3 separate regions of the Homo sapiens genome follow, and all the other regions are linked to region 1. A link is a contact called in ENCODE Hi-C or POLR2A ChIA-PET data. All regions are on one chromosome and are shown on one strand. The core of a region is the stretch at or near the end of the contact, and the rest is flanking DNA. Distances in the headings are between cores, read along the strand shown.

Region 1 (2,720 bases), core at 139-2,638:
TGAAATTGATACATCACAACTGATCGCATGCAGAAGCAGATATAAGAATCCAGCAGATACTATTAAGGTAGACAATAAAGAGGTTTGAAAAAAATGTACAACAATGCCACTCTTCTTAATAAATGATTTATTTATTTTTGGAATTTTTGGAAATTTTACACTCTCACTGCCCACAGTATTCTTTTTGTACAGTATGTGTAAAAATCTAGTGTAAAATTATTTTTGGAATTATTTATTTAGTTTTGGAAAGTATAGTTATTTTTCATAAAAAGATGTCCTATAAACATAATGGACTTATCTTTCTTTAAATGAGCTTGTTTATATTTATACATAAAAGTTTTTACAGTTTTAAATTCAAATATGGTAAATATTGACATATATAATCTACATAAACAAATACTCTATGGGATCCTCAATAATTTTAAGAGTATAAATTGATCCTGAGACTAAAACTTTTGAGAGCTACTACTTAAGAGCAATTCATGTCTTCAGTTTCTATCCCAATTCTGCCATACAAATATCTGAAGTTGCTTGAGCATTAACTAAATTCCAGGTGCTTAATTGTTGCTAACCCTGGGAGGGAGGTATAATTATTACTCTCATTTACAGTCAAGGAAATTGAGGTTTACGGAGGTTTAAAAACTTGCCCAACATCTCATAGCTAGGAAGTAGTAACGATTTGAACTTAGGTGCCTGACTCCAGAAGTCCCACTCTTAACAACCTTACAACCCAGCTCAGCTGAAAAGAAAGATTTAAAAAGGAAAAGAATAGAAGGTTTTTTTTTTTAAACTATACTACACTCTTCTTAGATAGCAGTGATGTCATAGGTTTATTAAAAAAAATACTTTTGTTGTTGTTTTGGTTATACTCCTATAACTGCTCCTGTAAGGAGGACCACTTTAGTTCATCTCTGTGAGCTGAATGACTTCTCCACTCCTGGCTGCAGCCTGGGAGACAAAGTCCCAGACGTGCCTTTGTCCTTAGACCACAGGGACAGATTGGCTTTTTTCCCTGATTGCCCAGCAGCTTTTCTCTCTGGCCCTTTTTTTCAGCACAGTTTCTGTGTCTCTTCCAAATGTGTATTTCCCACTTCTCCAGTGGATGCTTGGCTCTCAGCCCGCAGCTGAGCCTGAATAAGCACGTGGGGCACAGGGACCCCATCAAGTACACACGTGGCAACAAAGCCACCCACTGGGCTCCTGATAGGGTGAATCGCACAGCTCAGGGACTTTCTCAGGAGATGTTCTCTTCTGGTCCTTCCAGAGCCATAGTCATGCCCATGTGGGCTCAGGAAACAGGAGCCCTCTGGGTCATGTGATAATTGGTGATCACCTTGTCATCACTAGCTCATGATGTAAAGATGAAGTCTAGAGATGCCTTGACTGGAGGGTTTCAGTTTGTGTAATAGCAAGTGGCATTTCAAGGCACACCATTTGGAAAATTCTCCCATGATATAAACACTGTAAATATTTATTTAAGCTCCCCCAACCTCCCACTGCCATTTCAGAAGCAAATTATTCAAGAGGCTAGATTTTTACACATAGTGTACATAAAGAATACTGTGGGCAGTGAGAGTGTAAACATCCCAGCCATGCAATCTAACTCTTAGTAGAAATTACTTTCCTTGGGACCTAGATGGCATTTCAGATTAGAAATGGTGATTTATGGTGCTTAACCAATTTGCCCAAAGGCATACAGTTAGTAAATGACTTTGGAATCAGATAGAACTTGGATTAAATTCCATTCTTGTTAGTTATCTGTGCAGTTTCTGCATGTTGCTTAATGTTGCTGAGTCTTGATTTCTTTCTTTCTTTTTGTTTCTGAGACAGAGTCTCACTGTGTTGCCAGGCTGGAGTGCAGTGGAATGATCTCGGCTCACTGCAACCTCCACCTCCTGGTTCAAGCAATTCTTCCACCTCAGCCTCCCGAGTAGCTGGGACTACAGGCATATGCCACCATGCCCAGCTAATTTTTGTATTTTTAGTAGAGATGGGGTTTCACCACGTTGGCCAGGATGGTCTCGATCTCTTGACCTCGTGATCCACCAGCCTCGGCCCCCTAAAGGGCTAGGATTACAGGCATGAGCCACCACGCCAAGCGTTGATTTCTTTATCTATAAAATAGAGATCGAAATGCTGTGATGATTAAATAAAATAAGGAATATCAAGTTCTGAGCACAGTCTGGTGCATAACATGTGCTCGATAAATTTTCCATGATGATCATTGTCCTGTTATCTATTTTATTATTTTACAACTCTTATCTGTTCTCATGATGATTCCTCCACCTACTGGGACCATGAACAGTAAGCTGTCTGTGTTCAGTCAATACCTAGCTCAATGCTTAGTATTTGGGGTCCTTAATAACTATTTGAATGAATGAACAAAAGAATGAACAAATGATAAGATTATGACAAGAGATTTTTATTGATAAGTGAATTTCTAAATGGAAATGCTGGGAAATCTTGTTGAAATTATCTGAGGCTCAGAAATGACTGGTAGTGTGAACAGCGAGGAACTAGGTGAAAGAATGTCTTTGGGTGGGAAGAAATCCAGAACGCAGAGCCTCTGGCTCACTCATGTGGGCATCCATGTACAAGTGTTTCTGTCTCTGACTGATGACAAACCTTTCCTGGAGGGCTATTAAAATGCTTCTATTCTTAGGTAACTTTTGAACTAGGTATTTTGCAGGGAAATGGGAAGTTTCTTTGACCTTTGAAAA
Region 2 (2,720 bases), core at 69-2,568, 440 kb after region 1:
CAAAGGCATAGTTTAGAATAGGTACAATCAATAAACAATAAACATAGCCCACAGAGATTTTGAAAGTGAACATATTTCCTACATTATGCTATTATACATGCTAAAGGAAAAAAGCCTTCTCTGAATATCAGAGAAAAGAATTAATGAGGTAAATTAGATTTAGAAGTTTTCTATTGGACCTTTGCCAAAAGACGCTCATATGAATGCATTCTTATTTTTGTATCATATATAAGCTTTTCATATTTATGTCAACAAGGGTTACAGCATTGTGCAAAAGTTGAAGAGACCGTGAGGTTAATTATAGGGCATACTTTTTAAAATTATATATAATTGGCAAAAACAGATATTTTTCTCTTTGCATAGTGTCATCTATTGCTTCTATCTATCATCTATCATCTATCATTTATCCATCCATTGAGCCAGCCAGGCAGCCAGCTAATATATAATACATCGGAGGATGTGCTAGGGTTAAAAAGAAGAATGAGACACATTCCCTGTCTTGAGTAAGTTCACAGTGTAACAAAATGCCCTGTCTTTCAACTTGGGCTTCACCTCCAGAGGTTCATGTAGGGCAGTCCTTAAGGCCAGAGAATAAATATGACATGTCTGTCTGCAGCTTCACTCTAAGGCTAAGCTATTGAGAGTATTAACAAGTCCCTTCAACATTTTTATAGCTAAAACAAATATGGATATTTCATGGAATACAGGCAAAATTTGCAAGGACGTAGAAACATTTAAGAGTAAACAAAGATCCTGACTGATATTCTGTGATTCCAGAGGAGGAATGGCTGTTTGGCTCAAACCCCCAGAAGGAAGCATAGCAGGTATAGATGCACCAGGAAAGAATGTGGGGACTTACACCACCTGAGCAGGTAGAGCCAGTCTGGGAAGGGCCTCAAATGCTATGCTGATGAACTTGAACTTTATCCCAGAGGCTCCGGGAAGTCACAGTGAGTGAACCAACACAATGAACCTCTCCAAATAGTTTCAGTCTTATTGGTAGGCTGTTACCAGGCATTGTCTAAAACTTGTTGAGGCAGCAAAATAAAATGGATATTGTGCTATAGATGGTGAGCTAAAAAAACCTCCCTTTTGGTTCCACCAACCAACCACTAACCACGTAAATGCACTTGTATAAGTACCTCAGGCTATCTGAGACCCAGCCACCTAATCTACTAAAGAGAGAGAAAATCATTTGCCCTTTTGCCCTGACAGGGTCACTGTGTGTCCCAAGGGAGACTATGTCCATGAAAGCTCTAGGTGAATGGTGAAGCACTGAACAATACATTAATGAGTCATTGCAACTGTGAAATAAAAGCACTCAGTAAATATTCTCATAATTTGTATGTGTTTCCCAATCCTGCTTTCATTATTTTTAATTCATATAGCCTGCCTTTAGTCACAGGATGAAGGGGTCATGTTCTTGCAAGACTATTGTTTTTCTTTGTTTGTTTGTTTTTTATGACATGTAAGCACAGCCTCCAGTGCAATAATTCAGTAGTAGCTCAATAAGTGTTTCTTGTGTGACTGTTCTTACGGCCACATGCTTTACATCTAGCCTTGTTCATGTTCCCCTCAAACAAGTGCAATCTCCTTCTCTTCCTTTCTCTTGCTGTTTCTCAACTACATGTTCAGAATGATGCTTTGACCCTGAGTTACTTGAGGCCATCTGGGTATCTTGGTATTTCTATAGAGCCATTCATCTCAGAGCTTCCTGATCACTGTTCTCTGTATTCTTTTTTTTTTTTATTCTTGAGACAGAGTTTTGCTCTTGTCGCCCAGGCTGGAGTGCAATCATGCAATCTCGGCTCACTGCAACCTCTGCTTCCCAGGTTCAAGTGATTCTCCTGCCTCAGCCTCCCAAGTAGCTGGGATTACATGTGCCCACCACCACGCCCAGCTAATTTTTGTATTTTTAGTAGAGATGGGGTTTCACCATGTTGGCCAGGATGGTCTTGAACTCCTGACCTCAGGTGATCCATCTGCCTTGGCCTCTCAAAGTGCTGGAATTACAGGCATGAACCACTGTGCCCAGCCTGTTCTCTGTATTCTTTTACCCAATTCTCTGCTCTCTTAACAGATAAGTTTAACCCAAGTTTCTTTTACATTATCATTATTTATTTATTTATTCATACAGCAAGAATTAAATGTGTCCCTACCTACAGCATGAGATTCTGGGAAAATAATAGGGAAATTAAATTTTTTTGTTCCTGGCTTGAAGGTGTTCCAGAAGGGTGGGATGAACAAATATGTAAGCAATTACTAATAAAGCAATGCAGAAAGACTAGAATAAATGCATCAACAAAGCATGCGGGCTTTCCAAGCAGACACTGACTGACTCTGCCTTGGAGAATCTGAGGAGGCTTCACAAAAAAGGTGGCATTAAAGAATCTCAAATAATGATGACTTATTTCTTATTTACTCTCCTGGTCATGTGTAGCCCAACTTGTTTCAAAAACTATTTCAGATGGATCTCAAAACTATAGGTAATCCATATAAAAGTAAGTGAGGAAATCAGGATATTGAGAAAATAGGAAGAATCAAATAAAATAAAGGCATGGTGAGATTAGCCCACAAGATAAATAAATAAATAAATAAAAAGAGACCTTTAGGCTCAATAGAGATGGGCCACAGATTCAGCTCTGAGCTAAAGCAAAGAAGAGAAACATCTGAAATGCATCAGTGTGCTTAAACACAAACCAGCTCTGGGAGATCTCAAA
Region 3 (2,720 bases), core at 165-2,664, 280 kb after region 1:
GGTAAAGACATACCTGAGACTGGGTAATTTATAAAGAAAAAGAGGTTTAATGAACTCACAGTTGCACATAGCTGGGGAGGTCTCACAATCATGGCAGAAGGCAAAAGGCACATCTTATATGGCAGCAGACAAGAGAGAGAATGAGAGCCAAGTGAAAGGGATTACCTTATAAAACCATCAGATCTTGTGAGACCTATTCACTATCACAATAACAGGATGTGGGGGGGCAGGCAGGGAACCGCTTCCATGATTCAGTTATCTCCCATCGGGTCCCTCCCACAATATGTGGGAATTATGGGAGCTACAATTCAAGATGAGATTTGGGTGGGGATATAGCCAAACCATATCAAGGGACACAGGATGGAATGGGAATGATGGGGCCAAGGCCCTGAGGCTGTTTGTTGGTGAAGTTCTCCTCTCGGTTTCTCTAATGGATCTCTGACTTTTGCTTTGTGAATTTCTGTATACCTGGGAGGCTATGCACCATGAAAAAGTGCTTTTGTGCACAGTAGTTTGAATTCTCCCAGGAAACATCCAGTGGCTATGCAAGGAAAAAAAAGTTGATTCTCTTGGGCAATATATATTTTTCTCTAGTAGCTTGGGAATATGTCAAGCAGCTAAATTTCATCTTTTCGCTGTTTTTCTACAAAAAAAAGATATCGAAGCACATAAGGCAATTTTACCTGGCATTTTTCATTGTCTTTCTAATTGTTCATTTTAATATGTTAACCACCCTGATATTAAGACGTGAGGATACAATTTAAAATGTATTTTATAACTAGCTCAGAATTTGGGGAAGAAAGTTTCAACAGTGGTATTGAAAATGTAGAGGTGCAGTTTAATTAAGTTGTAATTATTTAATTAACAAATGGTTTTTGCCTATTTTATGTCAGACCCCGTATAAAATGCAAGATTAGGGAAAACAAACATGGTCTTTGCCTTTGTAGAAATTTAAGTCTCCTGGGAGGCTCAGAAACAAATAATCAAGCCAATCCATATGTAATTTCTAATTATGGAAGTGCTATTGTTTGCTATGAGATGCATCATGGGGATGAATGCCCTAGCCTGGAAATGAGGGAGTGCAGCCCCTAGGGTGCCTGTTTTGATGGAGATCTGAAGAGTGAATAGGTTTGGGATGGGACAGAGCAGGTGGGTCAGAGTGCAGGTGTGAACAGCTTCCCCTGTGAGGGACAACACATTTAAAAGGCCTTGTGGACAAAGAGACTGAGAGTCCTTTGAGGAATGAAAGTGGGTCTCTGTCACTGGAGGACAGAGAGAAGGGGCAGTCGGGGAAAGGGGAGGCCAGGAGTGTAAGGAGGGAGGAAGGGGCAGGGCTGGAAGCTGTGTTAAAGCCAAGCTCAAAGCAAAGGGAAGTCCTTGAAGCATTGTGAAAACATCATTCTGGTTGCAGAGTAAACAAGGAAATGAGTGGGGCTGAGATCATCAGTGGGCAGGCTACAGCATTTGTCTAGGTGAAGATTATTTTATGGGACACACCACACACTCATACACACGAGGACAAAGAGATAATGAAGGTAAAAGAGACAGAAAGAGACAGTGTGTTTGTGTGGTTGCATGTGTGTGTGTGAGAGGGAGAGACAGAGCAAGAGAGGGAGAGAGAGGCAGGGAGACAGCAAGGGAGAGAAGGAGAGGAGGAGAGATATATATTGATAGAAAGAGCAAAAACTGAATTAAAAGTATTGAGAGGATGGATTTTAAAGTTAGAGCTAGCTATTCAAATCTGAGATAATGATAAAAATAAATTTTAAAATGTGGTCTCTTCTTTTAATATCAGGGTGGTTAATATAGGACAATATATAAAAAGAAATATATGCTTCAGGTAAAATTGTTTGTAGAACTTTTCGATCATTTTTCACACAACAGCTACAAAAATGAAATGTAACTGGTTCAAATCTTGCTTGGCCCAGCCGCTTTGTAACCACATGAATTTGGGCAAGTTTCTTATACAGCTCACCTTCAGCTTCTTCATTCCAGCTGGTGCTAACACTATTCTGCAAGCTGAATGGGGTCACATATGTGAGGTACCCGACTCAAGATCTGCACTTAGTTAGCCTTTACTAACATTACTGTTGTTATTATTATCATGTTAACAAAATTCCAAAAACTAATACATAATTCTTTCATCTAGAAAAGCAGGGTACTTATTACATTGTGAATACAAGTATATTTGTATTATGTGAACTCACTAGGTCATGAATATTTTTACCATATGGCCACACCTCAGTTGCGTTTATCCACTATTCTATCCTTTTCTAGAAAATCACTGAATATGAATAATCTCTCTTCATCTCCTTATTTGACATTGGAATGGAGAGAAGATTAAGTAACCTAAAACCAAGTGGTAATTCTCGGATATTTAGAAGGATATTTTGAGACATTTTGTACCAAGCTTTGATGTGAAAAATATGAATTCTGGCTTCAACAATAAGTTAATAAAATAAAAAGTGATAGAATGGGGAAAGGCTTCACATTGTTGATGGAGCTCACAGCCAGGGGCCTGGTGGGAGCCCCAGCCCTGCTGCTGAGTTCATACCAGCTCGTTTTCTAAATAAAACAGACAGTTCATGTCAACTCCCACCATAAGAATGTAAGAAGTACCTCAGGGCTATGACTTGTCCAGATTCTCGTATCATTTTTCTCTGTGTGTGCAGGCGTGTGTGTGTGTGCAGGTGTGTGTCTCTGTGTGTGTGTGTGTAAAC

What was found. A loop is a pair of places that touch in the nucleus more often than their neighbours do. ChIA-PET counts read pairs that join two places held with the same protein, here RNA polymerase II (POLR2A). Pooled maps may share reads with other maps.
Region 2: a map of PC-9 shows a loop between it and region 1 (24-fold over the local background). The contact joins two enhancer-like sites. A Hi-C loop is called at or near these places in 2 of 168 maps with a recorded cell type or tissue (IMR-90 and PC-9) and 2 of 50 pooled maps.
Region 3: a loop to region 1 is called in a map of PC-9, with 9 times the contacts of the local background. The contact joins two enhancer-like sites. A Hi-C loop is called at or near these places in 2 of 168 maps with a recorded cell type or tissue (IMR-90 and PC-9) and 2 of 50 pooled maps. POLR2A ChIA-PET finds 5 or more read pairs at or near these places in 1 of 52 experiments (PC-9).

What each region holds. Positions count from the first base shown.
Region 1 is chr2:220,223,688-220,226,407 of GRCh38, forward strand. All of the region lies in intron 2 of LOC105373893 (a long non-coding RNA gene), which reads left to right. Among named protein-coding and RNA genes, the nearest start is that of MIR4268, 320 kb to the left of the region's middle. Within about 2 kb of position 1,389, at least 3 of the 41 ENCODE cell types and tissues checked have a DNase peak (open chromatin) inside an H3K27ac peak, as active enhancers do; they include PC-9, where a contact is called at or near this core.
Region 2 is chr2:220,659,578-220,662,297 of GRCh38, forward strand. No RefSeq gene overlaps it. Among named protein-coding and RNA genes, the nearest start is that of MIR4268, 750 kb to the left of the region's middle. Within about 2 kb of position 1,319, at least 2 of the 41 ENCODE cell types and tissues checked have a DNase peak (open chromatin) inside an H3K27ac peak, as active enhancers do; they include PC-9, where a contact is called at or near this core.
Region 3 is chr2:220,503,942-220,506,661 of GRCh38, forward strand. No RefSeq gene overlaps it. Among named protein-coding and RNA genes, the nearest start is that of MIR4268, 600 kb to the left of the region's middle. Within about 2 kb of position 1,415, at least 4 of the 41 ENCODE cell types and tissues checked have a DNase peak (open chromatin) inside an H3K27ac peak, as active enhancers do; they include PC-9, where a contact is called at or near this core.